2 separate regions of the Homo sapiens genome follow, and region 1 is linked to region 2. A link is an interaction called in ENCODE POLR2A ChIA-PET data of the cell type or tissue named here. Cell type or tissue: A673. All regions are shown on one strand. Links, peaks and the distances in the headings refer to the core of each region. The heading gives the core; the rest is flanking DNA. Region 1 has its middle 28 kb from the start of RAPH1. Region 2 has its middle 15 kb from the start of CD28.

Region 1 (13,078 bases), core at 2,783-10,782, 130 kb before region 2:
GAGTCTGAGACCAGCCGGGCCGACATGGTGAAACGCTGTTTCTACTGAAAATACAAAAACTAGCCGGGTGTGGTGGTACACACCTGTAATCCCAGCTACTTGGGAGGCTGAGGCAGCAGAATTGCTTAAACCTGGGAGGCAGAGGTTGCAGTGAGCTGAGATTGCACCACTGCACTCCAGCCTAGGTAACAGAGTGAGATTCTGTCTCAAAAAAAAAAAGTATATAGGAGGTATAAAATGTAGCAAAATAAGACTTGTCATCTGAATATGTAATTAAATTCTATTTCTAACTGGAATAAAAGAAAATATTCTGGAAATCCATTATCTGTATTTGGGAATCCTGGGGAAAAAAAGGGAAGAGGTAGGTTGGGCGCAGTGGCTCATGCCTGTAATCCCAGCATTTTGGGAGGCTGAGGCGGGCGGATCACAAGGTCAAAAGATCGAGACCATCCTGGCCAACGTGGTGAAACCCTGTCTTTACTAAAAATACAAAAATTAGCCGGGCGTGGTGGCAGGCGCCTGTAGTTCCAGCTTCTCGGGAGGCTGAGGCAGAAGAATCACTTAAACCTGGGAGGCAGAGGTTGCAGTGAGCCGAGATCGTGCCACTGCACTCCAGCCTGGGCTACAGAGTGAGACTCTGTCTGAAAAATAAGTAAATAAATAAAATAAAAGGAAGGGGTAAAGTTAGGATTGAGAAGTGAGGACACAGCCTGTGTAGGTGTGGGTAGAGAGAAGGTCTAGGATACAGAGGGACCCTGATGACTGCCTGGGCTCAATCTTGGATAGATGACTACTCCCCTGACTTTGGTTATTCTTTTTTTTTTTTTTTTTTGAGACAGTGTCTTACTCATCACCCAGGCTGAAGTGCAGGTGGCATGATCATAACTGACTGCAACTTTTAACTCTCAAGTGATCCTCCTGCCTCAGCCTCCCAAGTAGCTGGGACTACAGGCATGTGCCACTATGCCCAGCTAATGTTTTATTTTTTGTAGAGACAAGGTCTCGCTATGTTATCTAAGTTGGTCTCAAACTCCTGGCCTCAAGCAATTTTCCTGCCTCCAGCTCCCAAAGTGCTGGGATTACAGGCTGGTTATTCTTGATATCAAACTTCCAGGCCCACCCAAAGAAAGCTCTGATTTACTAGGTTACATAGAGCTTCATCCAGAAAGAGCTTGATCCACTGGATAGAGACTGAGGTGTGAATTGTCTCTAACAAAGTTTAAATTCTACTGAAGTTCATTCCTAGAAAGTCTGACCTAGTTGGTTGGCTTTACACCCATGCAAAGTCATTTTGTTGTTAAAAAGACCTTACTCTATTTCAGACTTGGTTCTTTCAATGGGTTTCCCAAAGAGCTCTTCAGCCAGTGTTCAGCTATTGACCAAATGGTTGGCTCCAGCCAGAAATCTGATCAGAAACATGACTGAAAGGGAGGCCTTATCTTCAAGCCTAAATGGGAGCTGCACAGAAGTGACCATTTTCTCAGGGAGATTGGGTAATTTGGTTGAGAAGGCTTGTCCTCCACCTGTCAGAGGAATCCTCAGTCTAAAGTCATGGTTCTTTCAAGGCCAGGAACAAGGATTTAGTTGTGGAGACCCTGACACATTTATCATACAGGAAAATAATTAATTCTTCATTCCGAGTACACATAGGCCATGCCAGAGTCTCCCTGTCCCCACAAAGATCTCTTTACCTGCTTGATTATGCTGAAATTCCTTTCCTTGACAGCTCTTTTCATTGACAATTAGAGATAAAAGACAAATGCCTCATTGAAGAAGTATCTTGACTGATGCTCATTCATACCACAGTGATAGGCCAATTAATTAACAAGCCTAAGTGACTGATTTGGCAGAAGCTATGACTCCTTGAAGTGGATGATGAGGTGAAGAGAGGTCTACATAGAACAGGAAGACTGGAATGAGTTTTATTAAAAGGGCAGATGATAGGGAGGCCAAGGCGGGCGGATCACCTGAGGTGAGGAGTTTGAGACCAGCCTGGCCAACATAGTGAAACCCCGCCTCTACCAAAAATACAAAAAATTAGCCAGGTGTGGTGGTATGCACCTGTAGTCCCAGCTTCTCAGGAGGCTGAGGCATGAGAATCGCTTGAATCCAGGAGGCAGAGGTTTCAGTGGACTGAGACCACACCACAGCATTCCAGCCTGGGCAACAGAGTGAGACTCCTTCTTAAAAAAAAAAGAAAAAAAAATGGGGAGAGGGGAGATGGGGACTCTAAAGGCAAATGTCATTTATTCTACTCAAGAATATTGCTTTTCACTTGCACAATGCACACTTCTTATTATGTAGAAAAGCTATTATTTATTATTATTATTACTTACTATGTAGCAAAGTTGTGATTTAAACTTTAGCGAAGTTTAAATCACGACTTCACTAAAAAGCAGTTTCATTCCAAATAGAACTGGTCCAGGTTTACATAGTAAGCTACTATTTCATCATTGTTATTGCTATTTCTTTTTGTTGTTGTTGTTGTTGTCGTTTGTTTGTTTTGAGACAAGGTCTCGCTCTGTTGCCCAGGCTGGAGTACAGTGGCGCAATCATGGCTCACTGCAGCTTTGGCCTCCCAGGCTCAAGTGATCTTCCCACCTCAGCCACCCAAATAGCTGGGACAACAGGCACACACAGCCACATCCAGCTAATTTTTCAATTTTGTGTAGAGACGGGGTCTCACTCTGTTGCCCAGGCTGGTTTCAAACTCCTGGGCTGAAGTGATCCTCCTGCCTCAGCCTCCCAAAGGGTAAGGATTACAGTTATGTGCCACTGTGCCCAGCCTTAATTGCTATTTCTGCTAACTAAAATAATAATGATGACAATACAAATGCACATACACATATCACTTAATGACAGAAACCTATAAAATAAGCAAATTCAGATGATTCACCCAAATTGTTGACTCAATCTCTTTCTCAAATAGGAGGAAGTGGAAGTCCTATCCTCTCTCCTCACATTTGTGATGCCCTAACTCCATTTACTTTTACTTCTTAGGAACTCACCTTCAATGCCGACTCAGGAGTTTTTATTTTCCATTTTAATCCTTGAGCAAATGATTTTTTTTCATATTTTAAAGTGTATCTTTTATCCAAAAATTACTGCATTATAAATTTGATGTGAAAGCCAAAGGCAGACATTTAAATAAGTGAATATTCTGTATCAATTAAATAGAAATTTGGCTGACATTATTTTTCCTTGTGCACATTCAACATATGCTGTGAGCACAGTATGAAATGACACATTTTTATAGCTAGAAAAAAGTATTGGAGGCCATTTTTGTCACTATTGAATGCTTCATATATATTAGTGTTTAGAAAAGAGTTGTGTGATCCTTGAATCATTTTAAATCACATTTAAAAGTACGCTATGTGGAAATGAAGGACATGACAGAAGTATAAGGAAAAAATTGTAAGAAAAGATAATTCTAGCCGGGCGCCGTGGCTCAAGCCTGTAATCCCAACACTTTGGGAGGCAGAGGCGCGTGGATCACGAGGTCAGGAGTTCGAGACCAGCCTGGCCAACATGGTGAAACCCCGTCTCTACTAAAAATACAAAAATTAGCCGGGCATGGTGGTGGGTGCCGGTAATCCCAGCTACTCGGGAGGCTGAGGAAGGAGAATCACTTGAAACCGGAAGGCGGGGGTTGCAGTGAGCCGAGATCGCGCCACTGCACTCCAGACTGGGCGAAAGAGCAAAACTCTGTCTCAAAAAAAAAAGAAGAGATAATTCTAAAGTACCTTTGTAGGATATTGCCAATCGCAGTACATTTACTGAAGAGAATGCCAATTTGATTTGTTGAGAAGTCTGAAATTAATATTAAACATGTTTTTAGACATTATTTTCAAGTTCTGTGGCAGAGACGGCCAGCTGTCCCCCCAAAACCTTTCCCTCTTATGGTTATAGCTATTGCTGGAACATGACTCCTGAGTCAGGGTCTAGATTTCCTGGCCTCCCTTGAACCTAGGTGTGGCCATGCCATAGTTTTAGATAATGGAAAGTGAGCAAGAGTGACCAATGTCGCTTCTGGGCCAAGACTTTTAAGAAGCAGATATTCCTTTTCTATCCTCTGCCATCTCCTCTTCCTTCTCCTTCATCTGACTGGAGGCACATGATGATGGGGCTTTAGAGAAGTGGAGCCCCAGATGCATAGACCCTGGGTCCCCAAATCACCATCTGGAAGAAAGCTGCCTGCCAACCTATTTTGGGGCAAAATAGCCTCCAAGATGTGTAATAGCTGTAAGACAATAGAAGTTTCTTAGTTACAGCAGCTAGTGGTACCCCAGCAATACAAGTACCCTTATTATTGTCATTTACTAAAAATTTCCAATAAGATGTTCTGCTGGACTTTATTTATTTTTTTGAGACAGAGTATCACTCTGTCACCCTGGCTGGAGTGCAGTGGTGTGATCTCAGCTCACTGCAACCTCCGCCTCCCAGGTTCAAGCGATTCTTCTGCCTCAGCCTCCATAGTAGCTGGGATTACAGGCACAAGCCACCACTCCAGGCTAATTTTTGTATTTTTAGTAGAGATGGGGTTTCACCATGTTGGTCAGGTTGGTCTCAAACTCCTGACCTCGTGATCCGCCCACCTTGGCTTCCCAAAGTGCTGGGATTACAGGCGTGAGCCACCTTGCCTGGCCTATTTTAAGTGCTTTTTATGTATTATCTTTTTTTAATAATTTTTTTTTTTTGAGGCAGAGTTTTGCTTTGTTGCCCAGGCTGGAGTGCAGTGGCACAACCCTGGCTCACTGCAGCCTCAACTTCTTGGGGTCAAGCAATCCTCCAGCCTCAGCCTCCTGAGTAGCTGGGACTACCGGTACATGCCACCATGCCCAGCTAATTTAAAATTTTTAAACATTTTTTGTAGAGATGGGGTCTCATTTTGTTGCCTGGGCTGGTCTTGAACTTCTGGGCTCAAGCAATCCTCTCACCTCAGCCTCCCAAGGTGCTGGAATTACAGGCATGAGCTACTGCACCTGACCTCAGGCATCCTATTAAGAGAGTTAGTGAATGGAGTGATTATAACCTAAGATCAATCTTCATCCAGAAAGCATACCCAAGGGTTGCTAATGGAATTTCAACTAGAACAGGGGTTTTATGTTTTGCCATGTTGACTCCAACTCTCTCTAGAGTGGCAAAGAAACAGAAAATACCAGGTCTGCCCAGACCTACAAGAATTGAATAGTTACAAGTTAGCAGAGCACATTCCAAATCACACAAAAAGGCTTACTCTAAATGCACCATGACTACTATCTGGGTTGGTTGCATTTTCCAAATCAGTTGTGTGGGGTTGGGAACCTTAAACTATCTAGTTTAAATTTAGATCAAGCTCCTATATCAAATTCCCACACTCCTCCCTTGATTCTAACCTCCCAGAATAACATTCTCTCTAATCCTTTGCTCTCCTTCCTGCTTATCTGCTTTCATTTGTTCTTATAGCCTAATCCACTTTATAAGATCTGTTCAGGCTCCCATCAGGGCTAATGCTTTAGTCTCCTCCTGGCTCTCTGCGATCTCCTGTTTTTAGCTCCAACAGCTGGGATCTCGAAGCCCTCACTTGTAGGCTCAGCCCTATGTTTATATTTGGGAACAATTCTTTGGCAGGGCTGGGAGAATTTAAAGAGTCTTAGGCCAGTATCTAGACAACTCAGCCTCAAGCCAGCCTGTCTACTGATGCCATTTTAACACTCTTCTTGTATTTATTCAGCAATTACCATGCCCTACCACCCACCCCCTACCATATGCCAGGCACTGTGTGAAGTATTGGAGAGACATCATACCAAGACACAGTCCTTACCTTGAGAGCCTTTAGGTTTAGAAAGTTAGATGGGCAAGTTAACCAATGACCAACCATGGCTGTGACAGGGGCATGCATGGGACTCTCGGAGCCCTGGGAGAGGCACCAACCTTGGGTTGGGGTGGGGGAGTGGTCAGAAAGGCTTCCCAGAAGAGTTGGTTTCTGTATAAAGATGAAGGATGAGTAGGAGTTACCTAAGCACATAAGGAAGGAGAGAGAGACAGTGTGTGTGTGTGTGTGTGTGTGTGTGTGTGTGTGTGTGTGTGTGTGTAAGCCAGAGGATACATGAAGCACAGCATCTTCCAGGAGCTCTTAAGTAGCTCTGTTTGGCAGCATAACATAGTAGTTAAGATCATGATCTCAAAGCCAGACCACCTAAGTTTGAATTCTGACTGCTGCTATGTGACGTAGGGCAAGATACTGAATCTCTTTTTGCCTTAGTTTCTCCATCTGTAAAATAGGAATGATGATAGAACCTGCCTTATAGGATTGTTGTGAGGAGTAATACACCTGATACATACAAGTGTTTAGATTGCCTAGAATAGTGCCTGGTATATAGCAAAATGATAAGGGTTTGTTATTACTTAGGTATAGTATTACATGAAAAGTAGGGAGTGGCCAAAGAAAACTCTTGTGTGGCATGGTAAGAAGTTTGGATTTTAAAACCATTCATTGAATCCCTATTGCCCTCAAGGTAATCAGGGCAGATAGCCTCAACATGAGTTTTGGCGGGGACAAACTGTATTCAAACCATCGCAGAAGCTATAGGGCATTATTAAGTTTATTCTCCCCTCCACCAAATTAGCATTATAATTATATTTGCAATCCAAAATTTGGGATGGTAATAAGTTTCCTTCCACCTAGGCTATGCATTTAATTGTGTGGGAAGTATATAAACAAACTAACGCTCTTCAATACTTATTTTGAAGGCCGGCCAGAAGCAGTGGCTCACACCTGTAATCTCAGCACTTTGGGAGGCCAAGGCAGGCAGATCACTTGAGGTCAGGATTTTGAGACCAGCTTGGCCAAAGTGGTGAAACCCTGTCTCTACTAGAAATACAAAAATTAGCCAGGCGTGGTGGCACGTGCCTGTAATCCCAGTTACTTGAGAGGCTGAGGCAGGAGAATCACAGGAACCAGGAGGCAGAGGCTGCAGTGAGGTGAGAATATACCACTGTACTCCACCCTGGGTGACAGAGCGAGATTCCATCTAAAACAAACAAACAAACAAACAAAAAAGAAAGTCAAGCATGATAGGAAGGAAAAGACAGAAATGGTCAAAAGAATGTAACCTTCTGCATTAATGGTTCTGCTTTTCTATGGGAGTGGAATTCACATATTGCTTTGGGAAGGCAATATTCTTACCAAAAATGATTTTCTATGTTTCTTGAACACCACATGATCTACAAGGGGATCTATTCTGTGACACTACTCTATTTGAATCATTAGTCAATACATTTTAACACAATGGAAGCTATAAAAACAGCATAAAAAGATCTGGAAGTTTCTCAGATATCCTGCCTTCTGAGATAAATGGCTTGTTATAAGGGAAAAATCTTGTTCCTATTTCTTAAGGTACAAATTAAACCACTGGGTTTTCATTTAAGTCCAGGGACTTTATTAACATGGCAAAATAGAAAAGAATTGCCCAAGGTAAAAGTCATATTGCCACTGATTCATTGCAATTAGCTAATTGGCAAACTCTTTTTCCCCTTCCCATGGAAGAAAGAGAAGCCTGTGAGCTCGAGAGCCTTAGAGATCATTTTTCTACAGATGAAGAATCTTGGATAATTTTTGCCAGTTCAGAATGATGAGGATTGCATATTTATAACATGTTACTCTAAGGCATCATTTCTTATTGTACAGATGAAAGAGAAGTGCTTTAAGTTTGCTTTTGTCTGACATCTAGAGTCAACCACTTTTTGTGTATATGATTCTAATTATAGCAAAAAACAATGTCAATATGTAGTCATTCTTCTCCATGTGTAAATAAATCCTTTATTGAAAAAAATAGCTTTTCCCTGTTCTGCTTGAGAATGCTAATATGCAATGTCTGTTTTTTGTCTGCAGTTTTTTAAATTTAATTTTTAAATTGACAATAATCGTACGTACTCATGGGGGTACATAGTGATGTTTTCCTATGTATAATGTTTAGTGATTGGATCAGGGTAATTAGTGAATCTATCATCTCAAATATTTATAATTTCTTTGTGTAGGGAACATCCAATATCCTCCTTCTGGCTATTTGAAACTATTAATGTATTATTGTTAACTATAGTCATTCTACAGTGGTATAGAACACTAGAACTTATTTGTCCTATCTAGCTATAATTTTGTATCTGTTTGCAGTTGTTTTTTGAGACATTTTTCTAAACATCTGAATTTAAAATTATATCTGTCAAAACAAAAATACTTCTTTTATGTATTTTCCAAGTAATAAAACTGACTCAGAAAAAGAATACTGGCACCAGTTGGAAACTCCACTAGTTACAAAATCACACATAATTTGTGCAACCTTGAAGTCTGGAGCTGCTTGTGGAAACTCATGCCATCAGCCCTCCAACTCAATTAAGTACAGATTTGTTAACATCACTGCTGGCTGTGTAACCTCAGTGGATGCAGGCAAAGAAATATAAGGAAGCTGTGGTAACAGACAGATGTGCTACTCTAGACTTCTCATCATTTGATATTCACTCCTTTGAAGTAAAATATTTTATTTCAGGAGTGGCAGATTAAAATGCAGGAGCCTCTGGATGAAATGCAACATTGGACCATTGTCTGCTGTTAGCACCTTAGGAATAAGCAATTCATTCATTTTGGGAAACGTTAGGAGACCTAAGCACAGGAGGCCACTGATACAGTAGAAAGAGTTGGCCAGGAGACTAAGGGCATCAAAACTCTAATTACCACTCTACTAATAGCTAGTTGTGTGACTTTGAGCAAATCACTCCCCTTACCCAGCCTGTCTTTACACATTGGTAGAATGAGGATATTGTTCCACTCCAAATTTCCACATCTCTACTAAGGAAGAGCAGGCACAGTGAGGTAAACTGGGCAAGTGTAACAATGAGTCTTGCTGTCCTGACATTTTTGTCTCTGCAAAGGGAGAATGCTTGAAGGCCTGCTCCCAAAGCAACTCTCTAACTCCTACTCAGCTCTGTGCCTAGTCTTGGGTTGCCTCAGGTGATTGGTGGTTCCTGATCAAGGAGCAAAATCCCTGCAGTTAGATTTGCTTCACTTTGAGCCCCACCTAGCCTGGCTTGTACTCAGCTTTTAAATTTTTAAAAACATATCTGTGAACCTACCCTTTAATGACACTCTGTTCTTTGAGCATGAAATAGCCCAAAATGCCTCAATTTTATCTGCTCTATGGGGCTCTACATCCCTGATTTCCTCTCTCCTTTCTTTTCAGAGTGGAACAAAATTGCCCTTTAAAGGGAGCATTGAGTTTACCAGAGGCTGATTCTGATTCACTCAGGACCCCTTCCAATGGTAGAGCCAGTTTATCCAACCACCATCCCTGGCCCTTAAAAAACCAGCTAGCCTCCTTAAGAAATCCAGATACTGTGTTCGTTCTGATTTATGAAAATCATTAGGCAAAATGTAAATTAAACACCTTTTCTGACACTTCACGTCATGATCAGAAAGAAGCCAGGCCTATTGCCTCTGTCCGTTCACCAGTGTGCTCCATGGGAGAAAACAAACAAGTACAGAATTCGTATTGGAACAGAGTTTTTGTTCTTAATCAAAGCAGCAATAGGGTAAAACAGATTTGCAGAGCTTGGAGAACTGTAGACCCAAGCTGCCCCAGCTTTTTTCAGATTAAAAAAAATAATAAGTGAACAAGGCAAATAATATAAGTAGATGAAGATGTGCAAAGACCTCTTTTTATATCCTTCCAGACGTTTTCAGTCCATAAAAACATCCAACACATGTACTCACATTTTTTTTTCTATTCCTCTCTCTCTCTATAAATGAGCTCTTCTGTTCATCCCACTTCTGCTTTCTTTTCTTTTTTTTTTTTTTTTTTGAGATGGAGTCTCACTCTGTCGCCCAGGCTGGAGTGCAGTGGCGCGATCTCGGCTCACTGCAAGCTCCGCCTCCCGGGTTCACGCCATTCTCCTGCCTCAGCCTCCCCAATAGCTGGGACTACAGGCGCCCGCCACCACGCCCGGCTAGTTTTTTGTGTGTTTTCAGTAGAGACGGGGTTTCACCGTGTTAGCCAGGATGGTCTCGATCTCCTGACCTCGTGATCTGCCTGCCTCGGCCTCCCAAAGTGCAGGGATTACAGGCGTGAGCCACCACGCCCAGCCACTTTTTATTTCTTAGTTGGATAAGTCAGAGAGCATAAATAAGAAGCCACACTTTTTAGACAGTCTCTTTATAAGATTAGCTTTGGATAGAATACAGATCTCCTTCTAAGCAAAGACCCCTTTTTGTGCTTCTTGGGGAAGTAACAGGAACAGTCTCTGTTGGCAAACCTTCCCTATGCTGTGAAATCGACATGATATCTGGTGCAGTTGCATGTATTACCTGTGCTTGGCATTTGTTAATTGGTGGTAATTAACATGTTTCATTTTTGAGGAAAGAAGTGAGTTACTGAGAGATCAAGCCACAGGATGGTGGGAGTAGGCCAAGATCCAGTGCTTGACTGTTGAACTTGCTTTTTGGTCATTGACTGTTTCTCATTATTTCAAGGACAGTTATTACCATTACCATTAAAATAGCTGGTTTCAAGCTGGCAGGTGTTAAGTACAGACTAAAAGACCGACAAATCTCAAGACACAAAGGTAAGTCTAAAACACAGGAGATGAAAAGAAGTCCATGTCAGTAAGTCAAAAATAAACCATGATTATTATTGTTGGTATTCTGATGACCCAACTGAAATGAAATAAGAATTACATTGTCATTAATTTACATACTGAAATTAATGGAAAACAGTTCTTCATAGGCTTGTTCCTCAGGATGAGCAAAACTGCAATTTTATGCAAGATCATTCTCTATTCCTAAGTGCCTCTTCTGTAATTCCAGGAAGATGTGATTTGCAGTGCAGTGAGCAATAGCAATCACTCCTTTCTCCTATGGGCTGGAGCTAATGCTCGTTCTCACCTTGCTCCTCACTAAGACATGCAGCAGACATCAATCATCATTACTGCACAGCCTGTCTGCATCCTTAATTAGGAAATAACACACAATAGAGCTTAGTGGCAGAGTATGCAATATTATGCATTTTTTGGACTATTTGTGGTAAAAAGCAATCCCAGATAAATTGCACAATGGCTTTGTGCATCACAAAGTGTGAGCTCAGGGCATCACAAGGTCTTAGGAAGCCAAAACCATTTGTCTGGTAGAATTTCAAGAATCTAATTGAACATAACTTGTTTGCTTAAGCAATTAGCAATTATCTTTTGAGTATAAATAAGGATGTTTCCAGGGTTATCCCTCATATTTTTTATGGTAATTTTCCAAGTTGGTTTACCTTGTTGTGGTTGCCTCTTGCTGTCTCCTTGGCTGTTTATTTGGCATTTGATGCAATTTGCTGTTGATGGTTCCAGTAAAATTAGAGAGTATGACTGGATGGGAAAATACCATGATTTATCATATTGCTTATATCATATTTAACATATTGTTGACTTGTTGCTTTGTTGTTTCATTTTATTGTCATGCCTCATTTTGGCTATCCTTGGGCAACAAAGAATGGTGGAAGTTATTCTGATTTAAGGAAAATACAGGCATTTAAAACTGCAGCAGGGAAAGGAAAGGGAGCTAACATTTACTGAGCACCTACCATGTTCCAGGCAATATTCCAGGAACATTTTCTTGTTTTAACCTCACAACATACCTGTGAGATACATTATTATCTCTATAACGAATGAAGAAAATTTGGATAATATAACTGCTTAATGTCACACAGCTCTAAAGTGGTGGAACCAGGATTGGAACCCAAATTTATCTAACTCCTATAATTCCGCTTCTTCAAATAGTAATGGTACCTTATATTTGTGCAGAGCTCTATAGTTTTCAAAGCAGTTACCCACATGTTATCACCTTCTGTTTCCAAACAACTCTGTGAGGTATGCGTTATTATGAAACTTTACAGACCAGGAGAAATGATGTGTTCATGGTCAAACACAGAATAAATAGAGGACTAGGACTTGAAGATTTATGAACTTTTCACATGATACCACTGAAGCCTTGGGACAAACCAATTGCTATTTTAAAGAATGCAAATTATCTTGTACCATGTTTTCTATTACCAATAACTATATATATATCTATATTCTGTGTACATGGGAAAATAATTTGTTAAGAATCACGGCTTCAGACATAGATGTTGTTATACAATTAAAACGATGGTTAAAATAGTAAGCAGTGAATGGTGATTCAAAACCTAGGCTAAGATTAGATTAGAAAACCTAGGTTAAGAAGCACGTTAGTGCTTGGTGTTCAATTACCTTTCTCTAAATCTGTACTCAAGGCCAACCCTAAAAAAAAAAAAAAGATAGTAAACAACAGGTCCCAGTTAGTTATCTCTGGTTTTGTCCATTTTGTTCACAAACTGTATTGGTCTGATTATTGGTAGTATTATCTGATCTGTGTGCATCTGGTCCAGATAAAGGTAGCTATTGACCAAGAAAAGAGATACCTTCTTACTGTAGCATTGATGATGCTACCAGATGCTTTTCAGTCTTGTTTAATAAAGGACTGTCTTGCCCAAGGAGAGGACTCATTAAAAGTTGAAAGTGGAGTGGGGACAAAGTTGGAGGAGCAAGAGGAAATAGGTTATCATAATGAATGCAAGCTGGAGTGCACTGGCACCTTCTCGGCTCACTGAAACCTCCGCCTCCCAGGTTCGAGCGATTCTTCTGCCTCAGCCCCTGCTAGTAGTTGGGATTACAGGTGCGCGGTACCACGCCTGGCCAATTTTTGTATTTTTAGTAGAGATGGGGTTTCACCATGTTGGCCAGGCTGGTCTCAAACTCCTGACCTCAGGTGATTCACCCACTTTGGCCTCCCAAACTGCTGGGATTACAGGCGTGAGCCCCTCTCTACTGGCCGCTGTCTACTTTTTCTTAGTTTCACTTTCTAATCCCCTTCTCTTTTATTCCCTCGTCCCCCTCACAAAGATGCTTATCTAATAAACGCATTGACACCGAGGTGTGAATGACTGCTCTGCTTACCTCTTCAAAGAGAAATATATTACACAATCAGGCCTCTGAGTGGTAGAATGTCTCTGAGAGGTTCTTTTGGATAGGAGCAGTTTCTGTTGTTCTT
Region 2 (13,078 bases), core at 3,023-11,022:
GGAAAGAAATCTGATAGTTCTTTGATGCTACATTCTTCTCTAGCCAGAAATACAAGGAAACCACTGTTTGCTGTGACATTTTGGCAGAACTCTGAAGTGTGGTCTGGATCTGGGAACCCACAATCCAAGAATAAGGCACCATTTACGTACAAAATTGTTGAATTTGGATGGAAACTAGGTTCAGCCATACTTGTGAAGCCACTGTCTTGCAGGGTCAAAAAGAGCTTATTTTTCAAGTAAGTGTGTTTCACTGTTTACTGGTGACTACCAAAATAATTATTTCCTGTGTGGGTCAGTAAGAGTGAGGTAATCTCAAGGAAAATGTTCCATTGTGCTTACTGGGCTGGGCAGCGCAGCAGCTCCAGACATTCTCTTAAAGCAACAGTAATTGCGTTGAATGGTAAAGTCTGGTTCATATGCCCCTGGGAGGGAGATTCATTTTCTCTTTGATACTCTGAGGATCTTGTGAGAGACAGCAAATGTGAATATATACATACATCTACACATACACATGAACATATCTGTGGGTGTGCTTAGCAGGTTGGTTCATTTAAATAGTTTTATAGATATTTTAGAAAGGTAGTTCTTTATGAGCCAGGATAATGTGCTCTGCTTCTCTCAATGTGAAAGTAGAACCTCACCTTGTGCAAGTTGTCATTGGTTTCCTTGTCTGTTACGAGCCACTTGAGGGTAATGCTTTGTCTTTGTCTTCCCAGCCCATACTAATGGGCCTATCACTGAGTAAAATTCTCATTAATCACTTGTTGGATGAATGAATGGCTTGCAAAGGAAGTGAATTGCAGGAAGGTGACTACCACCCAAAAGTTGACTTGTACCATGACACTGACATGAGAGAGTTTGCCCGAAGGAGTGCTTAGCCAGCCAGGATTGGAACATCATTGAGGTGCCAAACTCCATGGTTCCAGAGATTAAACAGCTCTGTGCTTCATATCACCATCTTTCCTGGAATAAGAATTATCCACCCCAGTTGTTAGATTCTGGCACAACAAGTAGGGTGAATTGTGGCAGCTGGATCAACAGGTGACAGACAAACTAGGCCAAATGAGATATCACTTCTGGTCCATAAAATAGAGAGATGCTTTTGAATATTCGATATTTCACCCAGCTCACTACCTTCCACGACTGCTCTCATGTAGGAGCCAAGAGTGTACATTGTATATTATAGAAAATATTCCCCTATTATAAGAGGGAATACTCACTATTGATTAATCCACTTACCAAATTTTTGTTGAGTGCCTGCTATGTGCCAAGCATTGTATTGCTGCTGGAGTACACAGGTGGACAAACCAGACGTGGTTCTTGCCCTTAAGAAGCTCAGCCTTTGGCTGGGTGCGATGGCTCGTGCCTGTAATCCCAACACTTTGGGAAGCCAAGGCGGGTGGATCACATAAGGCCAGGAGCTTGAGACCAGCCTGGCCAACATACTGAAACCCCATCTCTACTGAAAAATACAAAAATTAACCAGGCGTGGTGGCACACTCCTGTAATCCCAGATATTCGAGAGGCTGAGGCATGAGAATCACTTGAACCAAGGAGGTAGAGGTTGCAATGAGCTGAGATTGCGCCACTGCACTCCAACCTGGGCAACAGAGTGAGACTCTGTCTCAAGAAAAAAAAAAAAAAAGTTCAGCCTTTAATGGAAGAGTCAGACAAATAAACAAAATACATAAAATAATTATGTTTTATGTGGCCAGTTATGAAAAATAAACTAGATATTGAGGTAAGGATGAAATGGAAGTACATAGGGGGTGAGAAATAACTGTCAGGAGGAAGGAAAAGGCCTGGGATGAGTAAAGGGGAAGAACATTTTAGAGGAAAAAAACTCATGTTAAAGACCTCAGGCCTAAAATAAATTGGTGTTTTAGAGGCTAGAGAACAATGCCCATGAGTCTATAGCAGAGTGAGTGAGGGGGTGAGTGTGTCCTAACTGGCAGAAGTCCTCTAAGGATTTTTGGATCTATTGTCAAGGACAGTATATCAAATGGTAGATGTTGACTGTTTGCAGAGCGCTCAGGAAGCTTTACATCATTATCCACAGCAAGAGGTCTGAGCTTGAGTGTGGTCCTCCCACTGCACATGTAATCTCAGATACTACATGTTCTACCTTGCTGAGTAATAGTAAGTAGAATGGAATGTTGGACTTTATCTAAAATGTGGGAGTAAAACAAGTACATGTGAAACTGCAGAGCTTATCATTCTGGTCCAGGTATCATGAGGAAAGGAGAAAACCATGGTTGGGAGCGGCCATCCACACCCAACTAGTATTTGGAACTGGAGGCTACAGAGAATTCTGCTACTGAGGTCTACAATGTTATTTGCCCTTTCTGCTCCTTGATCTTTCACTGCATAAACCATCTGGGAAGTGTCCTTTATGGTTGTCATTAAAATGCTGCCAGATTCCAGTATTGAGACCATAGGGAATGCAGTAGTGTGCGTGTGTGTGTTTGTGAGTGTGTATGTGTGTGTGCCATCCATGTGTGGGTAGATGAGATGCTGATGGGAACCGGATATACTAATGTATTCAGGGGTTCTTAACTAGGTGTCCAATGTAAACTTGGTTGAGAAAAAAATTATACCTTCCTTTTCATTATCCTCTCCAACTGAAATTTAACATTTCAATGATATATTTAAGTAACAAACCACAGTATTTTTTGCAGTACTTGTCACTTTGTCATCAATAGAATCACAGATATTTTCATGTCACATTATAGTTGTTCCAAGTATCTCAAAATATTACTTATGCTTACCACTACTTCAAAATTATGGTAGTTATCGGCTGGATGCGGTGGCTCACGTCTGTAATCCCAGCACTTTGGGAGGCCGAGGCGGGTGGCTCATGAGGTCAGGAGATTGAGACCATCCTGGCTATGGTGATACCCCGTCTCTACTAAAAATACAAAAAATTAGCTCGGCGTGGTGGCGGGGCCTGTTGTCCCAGCTACTTGGGAGGCTGAGGCAGGAGAATGGCATGAACCTGGGTGGTGGAGCTTGCAGTGAGCCGAGATTGTGCCACTGTACTCCAGCCTGGGCAACAGAGCGAGACTCTGTCTCAAAAAAAAAAAATTATGGTAGTTATCATACCATAGCTAGATTTAATATGTTAATGAAGCATATTTATTACTATATCATGAACATTTGTTTTTAAAAAAATATTTGAAAACTACATTTCAAAACTTTCAGTTTTCTTTGCAATCCAATGTATTTTATTTTATGCATTTCAAAACATGATTGTGAGAAGGGGTCTTTAGGCTTCCAGACCACCAAAGGGGTCCCTGACACAAAAAAGGTTAAGAGCTGTCAGACTTATTGGACATAGTCTTGCCAGGTGGATGTAAGAGGAATGTTGGGGACAAAATGCCCGCATATCCACTTTCATATGAGACTTTTTTTGCATACTGACTGAGTAGAAAAAGGGAAAAGGCAATAAGTACTTAACCTCATGCTTGCACAGAAACACATACATAACTTTGTCCAGCTTGTAGACTGAATTTCTGAGAAATAAAAAGACAGTAATAGATCTAGAGAGCTTAGAGAGAGATCTGCGAGAACAAACCCACAATCTTGGGTACATATTGTGCATTTCCATAAACCTTCCCTAAGTAGAGATCTGGGAAAAGAATGGACATAATTTTCTCGAAACTCTGACCTCTAGGACCTGGAGAAAGTCCATTCAGCCAGCCAGAGCCCTCCCTATTCCCTTGGGCGGTAGCCTCAGAGTCCTCTGGGACAACATCTGCAAGCGGAATGCAAATCACTAGCCTGTCTGCCACCCCTCATTGCTCAGCACCTTATGGTTGCTATTTTTAGGAAGTCCGAATTTCTCAATAGAGACACAGCATCACCAGCAAGCCCTGAGAAGTTAGCCTTGTTTCCCAAATGTCTGAGGGTGGACCCAGAGTAAACACTCCACCTTCACTCCCTTCTGCTGAAATTAAAATGCTTCTATTTCTGCAGCTTGAAGGGAGGAAAGAGAGAGGGAAGAAGAAATGTTTGTTCATTTCTTCAGGTATTTTAGAAATTGAACTTGCAAGCAGGGTCTGTCTCCAGTTAATCAAATAAAAATTCTTCTTAGTATCACAAGACAATTTAAAACTAGAAAAACTCAGAAACTGCATCTGACAAAGGTCTAATGCCCAGAATCTATAAGGAACTTAAATAATTCAACAAGCAAAAAAGAAACAACCCCATTACAAATTGGGCAAAGGACAGAGACTTCTCAAAAGAAGACGTACATGCAGCAAACAAGCATATAAAAAATCCTCAACATCCCTAATCATCAGAGAAATGCAAATCAAACCACTATGAGATGCCATCTCACATCAGTCAAAATGGCTATTATTAACAAGTCAAAAAATAACAGATGTTGGCAAAGTGGCAGAGAAAAGGGAACACATACACTGGTGGCAAATGAGGCCATTCACTCACCCCCATCCTCCACTTCCCACCCTCCACCACACAAACCGAACGATGGTTTCTGATAATGCCCCTTTCACTCATTCACACAGTCTGGCGGAAGCTCATTCTGAAGTGATGGTTTAATCGCAAAGAGCAAGAAGCCAGAGTCAAAGAATCCATCAGCTTTTCCAAGATTACAATCTTAGACTGGAAGGATTGTGTTTGAATCCTTTTCTGCTACTTACTAGATCTTTCCATCTATCAAATGGAATAATAATAATTACTCCTATACAGTAGTTCTGTGAGATAACATGTGTGAATTGAAAAGTGCCTGATCAACGCTAGTTAATGTATAACTGCTATAACTTCTGTTTTCCTAGACAAGTGTGATAGTCTCAAAGGAAGCTTGCTCCTGTTTAATGAATGCTAAAGTATTATCTGGCGTCCTAGGGCCATTTCTCATTGCCTCGTTTTTTTCTCCTGCAAATTATCCTCTACTGCTTATGTCTTCAGTCTTTCTCCCTCTGCCTCCTGCTGCCACCTGCTCCCACCTTGGGGACCTGCCTCCCTGCAGAAAGCAAGTGTCCTGCTCTGGGCCATGTGGTAGCTTAGTGGTAAAGACTCTCTCCCTGGAGGTGGGACCTGTGGTTTCTGGGCAAGAACTGTGATGGGTGGGTAGGTCTGCCTAATAATTCTGGGGTGCTTGTTGTGACTGCACGGCTCAGCCACGTTCTCGGGTAGCCCTCTATCAGCGATATTTTCCTCTCTGTCTGCCTGACTCCTTTGTCTTTCTTGGTCTGTCTTATAGGATTTAGAACTGAATTAGCAAGTAGGAAGGAGTAATTTATTAGCCACCTCGAACTCCAACAATGGAAAAATGCCAAGATTTAAGGGACAGGTGGGGAAGAGCTGCCTGCAATCTGATCTGGGTTCATGGCTTTATTCTCACCCTGACCTGGGAGTCCCAGGAGTACCATCTCCTATGCGCCTCCTCCCCTTCCTATGCTCCCATTGAACTGATATGAAGTTTCAGAAGTCCTGTTCAACACAGTGAGTCAGACAGCTGATTTCAATCTGTTGGAGCTGCTGTAAGAGATTCAACCTATTTGAAATCCTGGCTTTCATATGCTGCTGCCTCTTAGATCTGTCCTGGCAACCCAGACCTGTGTGCTGACCCATATCGTGAGGGTTCCTCATTGCTCTCAGTACGAAGAGCAAACTGCTTAGCAAGGCATAAAAGGTCCTTTGTCACTGGCCTCAACTACCTGTCACCTCCTGGGCCCTTCCTCAGTGTCCTTTCTGTTCCAGCCACACTGAGCTCCTTGTGGTTGGTTCCCTTAGCAAGCCATGCACTTTAAAACTTTTCCAAGTAGTGTATACTTTACTTGGAAGGGAAGGCCCTCTCTTCGCCATGCTGATCTGGCCAGTTTTCGTTATCCTCCAACTCAGCACCTCTGGCCAGAGAAGCCTCTTCAGGCAAATTAGGGCCTTCTTACTGCCTTAGTCTCTCCTGGCATCATGGTGTAGAGCAACACCTGCTGTGTCATAGTCACTGAACACAGGTTTTTAGGTAAGCAAGTGCAGTTTCAAGGCCATTATAGGCCTTCCTACTCTCATTTTTTTCTGCCTAGAGGCCAGTTACACAATTCCAATTTTCCAGAAGAGTTCTATAACAATCTGACATAGCAAAGCTGGGTGAATTTCATACAATGAACAACAGTGCAAGAGGTCAACCTAGATTAGATTCCTGAAAGGGATGAGATTTCCTTGTGTTTCCACTATTGATTCTGGCCCCTCAATGAAGAGAATGATGAGCCAAGTACCAGTCATTCCAAATCTGAGCCATCTGTAATATAATGGAAGCTAAATTCTGTAAGAACAAGTTTAGCCTGGAATTTTCCTCAAGATAATGTATACATGACATCATATGCACTGCGGTGTTAATGGGTGTTTCTGGATGGATTCTCAGACAAATATTAGATTTGTTTGGACCTTGTCTTGGGCTGTAGCCTCTTTACTTTTGCTCTTTACCTTACTATTGGATATCTTGCAACATCTCAGATTCAGGTATTTTTTTCTCCCCAAGTTCCTTTATTTTTCCTCCAATATTTCTAGGAGAAAGCACACAGTCTTCAGTTTTATCGCCTGTACCTATGAGAGGTTAATAAAGGCTTTGTGTGTGTGTATATATTAAGATATGGAAGTATAGTCACTTAGGGAGAAAGAAAATTACTGCTTTTTCTAAAACTTAAAGGAAAAATTAAGGCTTAAAAACCTGGGATGCTTTTAGCTTTGTGCTATATCTAGCATCTAACAAATGCTTGATAAAGTTTGGCCATAATTGTTATCATAATTATTAATACTATTAATAGTAATGATAGGATTTGGTACATGAAAACAGGTTGTATTTATGCCAATGCCAAAAAGCAAGTGTGGGGAGTATACTCTGCTGGCCCTAAGTTCCCCATAGGAAGTAGAGATTGCATATATTAGCTGGAACTCGCCCAAGCTACTTTTGGGACAAACAGGATAATGTGTTCGGAACAGAGGTCAACAGCTGTTACTCTTCTGTGACATTCCGGAGATGTGGACAGATGTATTCAGATTGACCTTCCTTATTTAGTGAGTGTGGGAACTGGTGGGAAGGGGTAGGGGGAAGGGAGATACAGCGAGGGGGAGGATGAGAAGGTTCCCATGGGGGCCTGGTAACATGAGAGACCACTGAGAGCAATGTTGAAGTTAACAGTTCTATTTCCTGGAGGTGCTGTACTAAACAACATGTTAGGGGAGGAAGGCCCTTAAAATTGTTCCGAAAGGAGGAAAACCAAGCCTGACAGTTTTCCCAAGGCTAGGACAAGATTGCAGTTCCTGAAGGGGTCAGAGGTTGCTTCCTTACCATTCCACTGATTGCACAGTAGGGAATCAGAGAGGGTCAAATCAGGTTCAATACAAGATGTGGAGTGAAATACATTCCTTACCTTGCCCTCTCAACCCTGGTCATATTTAATGAACATTCCTGTTTCCAGAAAATATCCAAGTGTCCTAGTGGCTTCAAAAAAATAAAAAAAAATCAGCCAAACACAGAACTGTTGATACCTTTGTGGAATGTCAGCAACAAGGCAGGTAGCTGGTCTTCAGTGAACCCAAAAAAAGCATGGCTCAGTGAGACCATTAGATCTTCAGAATCACAGGATTTTTGAGAAGTGTAGATTTCCCTAATACCAATCTCTTTGGGTTCTGAGACTTATAAGTTTACCCTGTCATGATAATTTAGATGGAATATGATTGGTGATAGTATCCCCCCACCTTTAATGATGGCAATTGACTTTTTTTTTTTTTTTTTTTTTTTGAGACGGAGTCTCGCTCTGTCGCCCAGGCTGGAATGCAGTGGCGTGATCTTGGCTCACTGCAAGCTCTGCCTCCCAGGTTCACACCATTCTCCTGCCTCAGCCTCCGAAGTAGCTGGGACTATAGGTGCCCGCCACCATGCCTGGCTAATTTTATGTATTTTTTAGTAGAGACGGCATTTCACCATGTTAGCCAGGATAGTCTCGATCTCCTGACCTCGTGATCCTCCCACCTCGGTCTCCCAAAGTGCTGGGATTATAGGAGTGAGCCGCTGCGCTGGCCGCAATTGACTTTTTTTATATCTGTCATTCCCTCTCTGCTTTTTTTCAGATGATCAAGTGAGTGGGCCTTTTGTCATGGAGGTGTCCTGAAGCTCAGATCAGCACTGCCTGGGTTCATGATGTATCTCTCTTGCTGACAGTACACAAATTCATGGTCTGGTCAGGATCAATTTCTCCAGATGATGTCACAACTACACAAGTTTTGCATCTTCTATTGTCTGGATCTACGTGAATATAAAGTCAGCAGGGAAATAATAAGAACCGCATCATATCCTGGAGTAAAGGAAGACTTTGCAAGTCACACATAGACTTCTAGCTGAATCTTTATAAAGTTGGTGGCTGAAGGTCAGATTTGTTTATTCAGAAGGTACATTTCTCTGTAAAAACCTTGCTCTTAACCTCTGTACTATCTATCAATCACATGATCAAGCTGCTAGTTTGTCAGGACCGTGTCTATCTTTCACATGATACTCAAATCTAGAGTTCCATTTTTTGAGTCAAAGTTGAGTTCAAATCTCTTCTTTTCTACTTGCTGTATCATTGTGGACAAATTACTTAAGTTTTATAGGATTAGATTTGCTTGTCTGTAAAATGGAGATAATAGTAGTACCAACTCCCTATGTTGTTATCAGGATTAAATGAGATAATGCATGCATAATGCTTAGCACAGTACTTGGGGGCAGGATGCCTCTAATAAATGATAGCTGTTGCTTTTATAACTTGTAGTAATAGGCCTGTCTGTCTAAGTGATCAAAAGGTTTTTAAGTAATTGTTTTAAGCTACTTTTAACCACATTTTTCATGTAACACCTTATTTTTCATGTAATCCTTGATAAAGCCTCTTGGATTTTTCCTGCAAATATGTCTTTTTGCAATATTTGTTTATTCAGTGGGATTAGTCAATCAATATGGCCATTATTTCTGATTTTTCTTTCTCTGAGGCTTAGCATAGTGTTTTTTTTTTTTTTTCAGGCTTCGGTCCTGCTGATTTGTGATAATATGCATGACTTTCTTAACTTCATCTTTGTCTATTTTTTTTTGACAAAGTTTTTCGTAGCAACAGCTGGAATAATACCACACAGCTCAAACAGAAAGTCTCAGGCTTCATTATTTCCCCACAATCACCATGTGACAATTCGAATCTCTGTAAGGCAGAGCTTTGGGGGAAGATTAGAAACTGAAATGAAAGGCAAATTTCTAGCTGGAATTTAGATCAAAGAAGATATTATCCTGGTAGGCTTGCTGTGTACAAGAGAGAGCCATGGGGCTTCTCACTGACCAGCTTGACCACAATAATTCTTAAAGACTCTTCAATGATACTTTGCAGTTTATACTGGTATATGTTATTAAAGGATTGTACATCAAGGAGGAATACTATGCTAATGTAAAAATCGGGTTCTGGTGGCATTCATGCTGTAGAGTAAAATCAATCCACATAAATATATTGAACCTATATTCAAGGATCCATTCTGGCTGTTCCAACAAAGATTTATTGAGCCCCTACAGTAAGTGTGAAATGGAGATTCATCAAACTTTCTTTGTGTCTTAAAAGCAAGGGGAGATTTACACTTTGTGTGAGATATGGACAATATATTGAGTGAGGTATTGTCATCCCTATTTTACACATGAGGAATTGAGGCTGTGACTTTATGAGATTATTATATAACTAGAAAGTGGTCCAACTACATTTGATCCCTAAATCTGTGGGACTTCAAATCTGTGTGTTAGCTACTGGAATTCCCAAGTCAGTTACCTTTCCTGTTCTGCATTCTAGATGGTAAACTGAGTATGGGTATGCATTCTGTGCAGGGAGCTCCTCATCTCTCAAGGTCTAGATGGGAACCACAGAGGCCCCAGGGGAAAGAGGAGGGAGATGCTGAGTGGCTAGGCATGACTCTGGCCTTGGCTGTAGGAGAAATGAGTTGTGAAGGTGTTAGGTCTTTGAGTCTTCTGTATCATTGAGCACAGCTCAGACAGAAATATAGGGTAGAGAACAGACAGGAATATATATGTCCTAGCTAGTGGCAAAATGCTATTTTCAGCAACACTATATCTAGTATTATATCCTTGGGAAACCAGGGATGAGAAGATTACCATGGCCAGAGTACCAGAGAGAAAAAGGTTCACAATTGCAGGCATATTGATTGGAGGTCAGAGAGCAATGGTGGAGTGTTTCATTCCTTCAGTAAATGCCTTATTGAGCCCTTACTATGAGCTAGACACAGGGGATACAGCTGGAAATGAGAGAGACATGGATTCACCCTCATCATGTTTATAGTCTACTGGAGGACATAGACATTAAACACTTAATGGCACGAACACATCTGTAGTTACTTTTTCTTCTTGGCATTCCCAGTGCGCTGTATAAAGAGTGCAATGGAGATTATAGCAGGGAGACCTGGTTTAGATGGGTCAGAAGTGGGGAGTGTGTGTGTGTGTGTGTGTAGCCAATGGTGGCTGGAGACAGTATCTTTGAAGAGGTTCTGTTTACTTTGATCCTGGAAGAATGAGGGCAATTTACTCGGATTGGAGATAAAAATCCTGACCAGAGAGCAATAAGTGGTGAAGGCCCTGAGATTCATTCCTCACTCAACTCCCTCACAGGATCTTATTTTCAGCCTTAGTTCCTGTTACGTTTCAAACAGCCTATAGAATTTGGTCACCTGTATTATATTTTTCTCTAACAAGCAATGTGGTCGGGACTTCAATCTGCTCATTGATTGATTAAAGTTGTTTGTTTCATCGTGATGCATATGTCCTTGAATATCAAGGGCTTATGTGGATTTAACAAATCTGGAATTTCTCCAGAAAAATACAGGTGCACTTCTATGAAGCACAGTTAATTATGACTTCCCAGAGCCGTTTGGGCCACTCCACGGTTTCCTAAGTGACTCCATTTAAGCTCTAAAGAGATACACCATGTTAGATGTCTTGCAACTGAAAGGTAATGAATACCCTTATGTTTTTGTCCTCATAACTCTTAAAATTAAAAAAAATATATACTTAGGAGAAACAAATACAGGTTTCTTTTTTTTTTTTGAGATGGAGTTTCACTCTTGTTGCCCAGGCTGGAATGCAATGGCGCAATCTCGGCTCACCACAACCTCCGCCTCCCAGGTTCAAGTGATTCTCCTGCCTCAGCCTCCCTAGTAGCTGGGATTACAGGCATGTGCCACCACGCTTGGCTAATTTTGTATTTTTAGTAGAGATGGTGTTTCTCCATGTTGGTCAGGCTGGTCTAGAACTCCCGACCTCAGGTGATCTGCCTGCCTCAGCCTCCCAAAGTGCTGGGATTACAGGCATGAGCCACTGTGCCCGGCCACATACAGGTTTCTTACATGCATATATTGCATGGTGGTGAAGTCTGGGCTTTTAGTGTACCCACCACCCAAATAGTGAGCATTGTACCCCATAGGTAACTTTTCAACCCTCACCTGCCTCCCACCTCCCACCTTTTGGTGTCTCTAATGTCTATTATTTCACTCTGTATGTCCACGTGTACATTGTTTAGCTTCCTCTTTTAAGTGAGAACATGTGTGTTTGACTTTCTGTTTATGAGTTATTTCACTAAGGATAATGACCTCCAGTTCCATCCATGTTGCTGCAAATGATTTCATTATTTTTTTGGCTCTGTATTATTCCATGGTATGTGTGTATGCATTGCTGCAAATGATTTCATTATTTTTTTGGCTCTGTATTATTCCATGGTATGTGTGTATGCGTATGTGTATGTGTGTGTGTGTATACATTATACACCTTTTGTACGTGTGTGTGTGTGTGTGTGTGTGTGTATATATATATATATACCTCCAATGTATAGCTATAGCCCATATTCTTTATTCAATCCTCTGTTGATGGACTCTTGTGTTGATTCCATATCTTTGCCACTGTGAATAGTGCTGTGCTAAACATACGAGGGCAGGTATCTTTTTGACGTAATGATTTCTTTCCCTTTGGGTATATACCCAGTTGTGGGAGTGCTGGATTGAATGCTAGTTCTATTTTTAGTTCTTTGAGAAATCTCCATACTATTTTCCATAAAGGCTGTACTAATTTACATTCCCACCAGTGGTATACAGGCATTCTCTTTTCTCCTCATGATTATTGGCTGTTTTTAGACTGTTTATTAATAGCCATTCTGACTAGTGTAAGATGGTATCTCACTGTGGTTTTAATTTGCATTTCTCTGATGATCAGCAATATTGAGCATTTTTTCATATGTTTGTTAGCCACTTGTATGTCTTGTTTTGAAAAATGTCTGTTTAACAAGCAAATGCTGAGGGATTTTGTCACTACCAGGCCTGCCTTACAAGAGCTCCTGAAAGAAGCACTAAATATGGAAAGGAAAAACTGGTACCAGCCACTGCAAAAACACACCAAAATATAAAGTCACCATGAAGAAACTGCATTAACTAATATGCAGAATAACCAGCTAGCATCATGATGACAGGATCAAATTCACACATAACAGTATTAACCTTAAACGTAAATGGGCTAATGCCCCACTTAAAAGACACAGACTGGAAAACTGGATAAAGAGTCAAGATCCATCGGTGTGCTGTATTCAGGAGACCCATCTCACATGCAAAGACACATAGGCTCAAAATAAAGGGATGGAGGAGTATTTACCAAGCAAATGGAAAGCAAAAAAAAGCAGGAATTGCAATCCTAGTCTGTGATAAAACAGACTTTAAACCAACAAAGATCAAAAAAGACAAATAAGGGCATTACATAATGGTAAAGTGATCGATGCAACAAGAAGAGCTAACTATCCTAAATATATGTGCCCTGAAAACAGGAGCACCCAGATTCATAAAACAAGCTCTTAGAGACCTACAAAGAGACTTATATTCCCACACAGTAATAGTGGGAGACTTTAACACCCCACTGTCAATATTAGACAGATCAACAAGACAGAAAATTAACAAGGATATTCAGGAGTTGAACTCAGCTCTGAACCAAGTGGACCTAATAGACATCTACAGAACTCTCCATCCCAAATCGATAGAATATACATTCTTTTTAGCACTGCAT

Evidence for each region. Peaks named below come from ENCODE experiments on the same cell type or tissue, not always from the same donor. Only the 100,000 strongest peaks of a DNase experiment are listed, where the experiment ranks them.
Region 1: POLR2A ChIA-PET joins it to region 2 with 5 read pairs; 3 of 35 experiments call an interaction of 5 or more read pairs at or near these places.

The regions. Positions count from the first base shown.
Region 1 is chr2:203,556,925-203,570,002 of GRCh38, forward strand. No RefSeq gene overlaps it. Among named protein-coding and RNA genes, the nearest start is that of RAPH1, 28 kb to the left of the region's middle. In A673, for the core only: no CTCF peak of the experiment used is centred there; no DNase peak of the experiment used is centred there; H3K27ac peaks cover 418 bases.
Region 2 is chr2:203,685,219-203,698,296 of GRCh38, forward strand. No RefSeq gene overlaps it. Among named protein-coding and RNA genes, the nearest start is that of CD28, 15 kb to the right of the region's middle. In A673, for the core only: no CTCF peak of the experiment used is centred there; no DNase peak of the experiment used is centred there.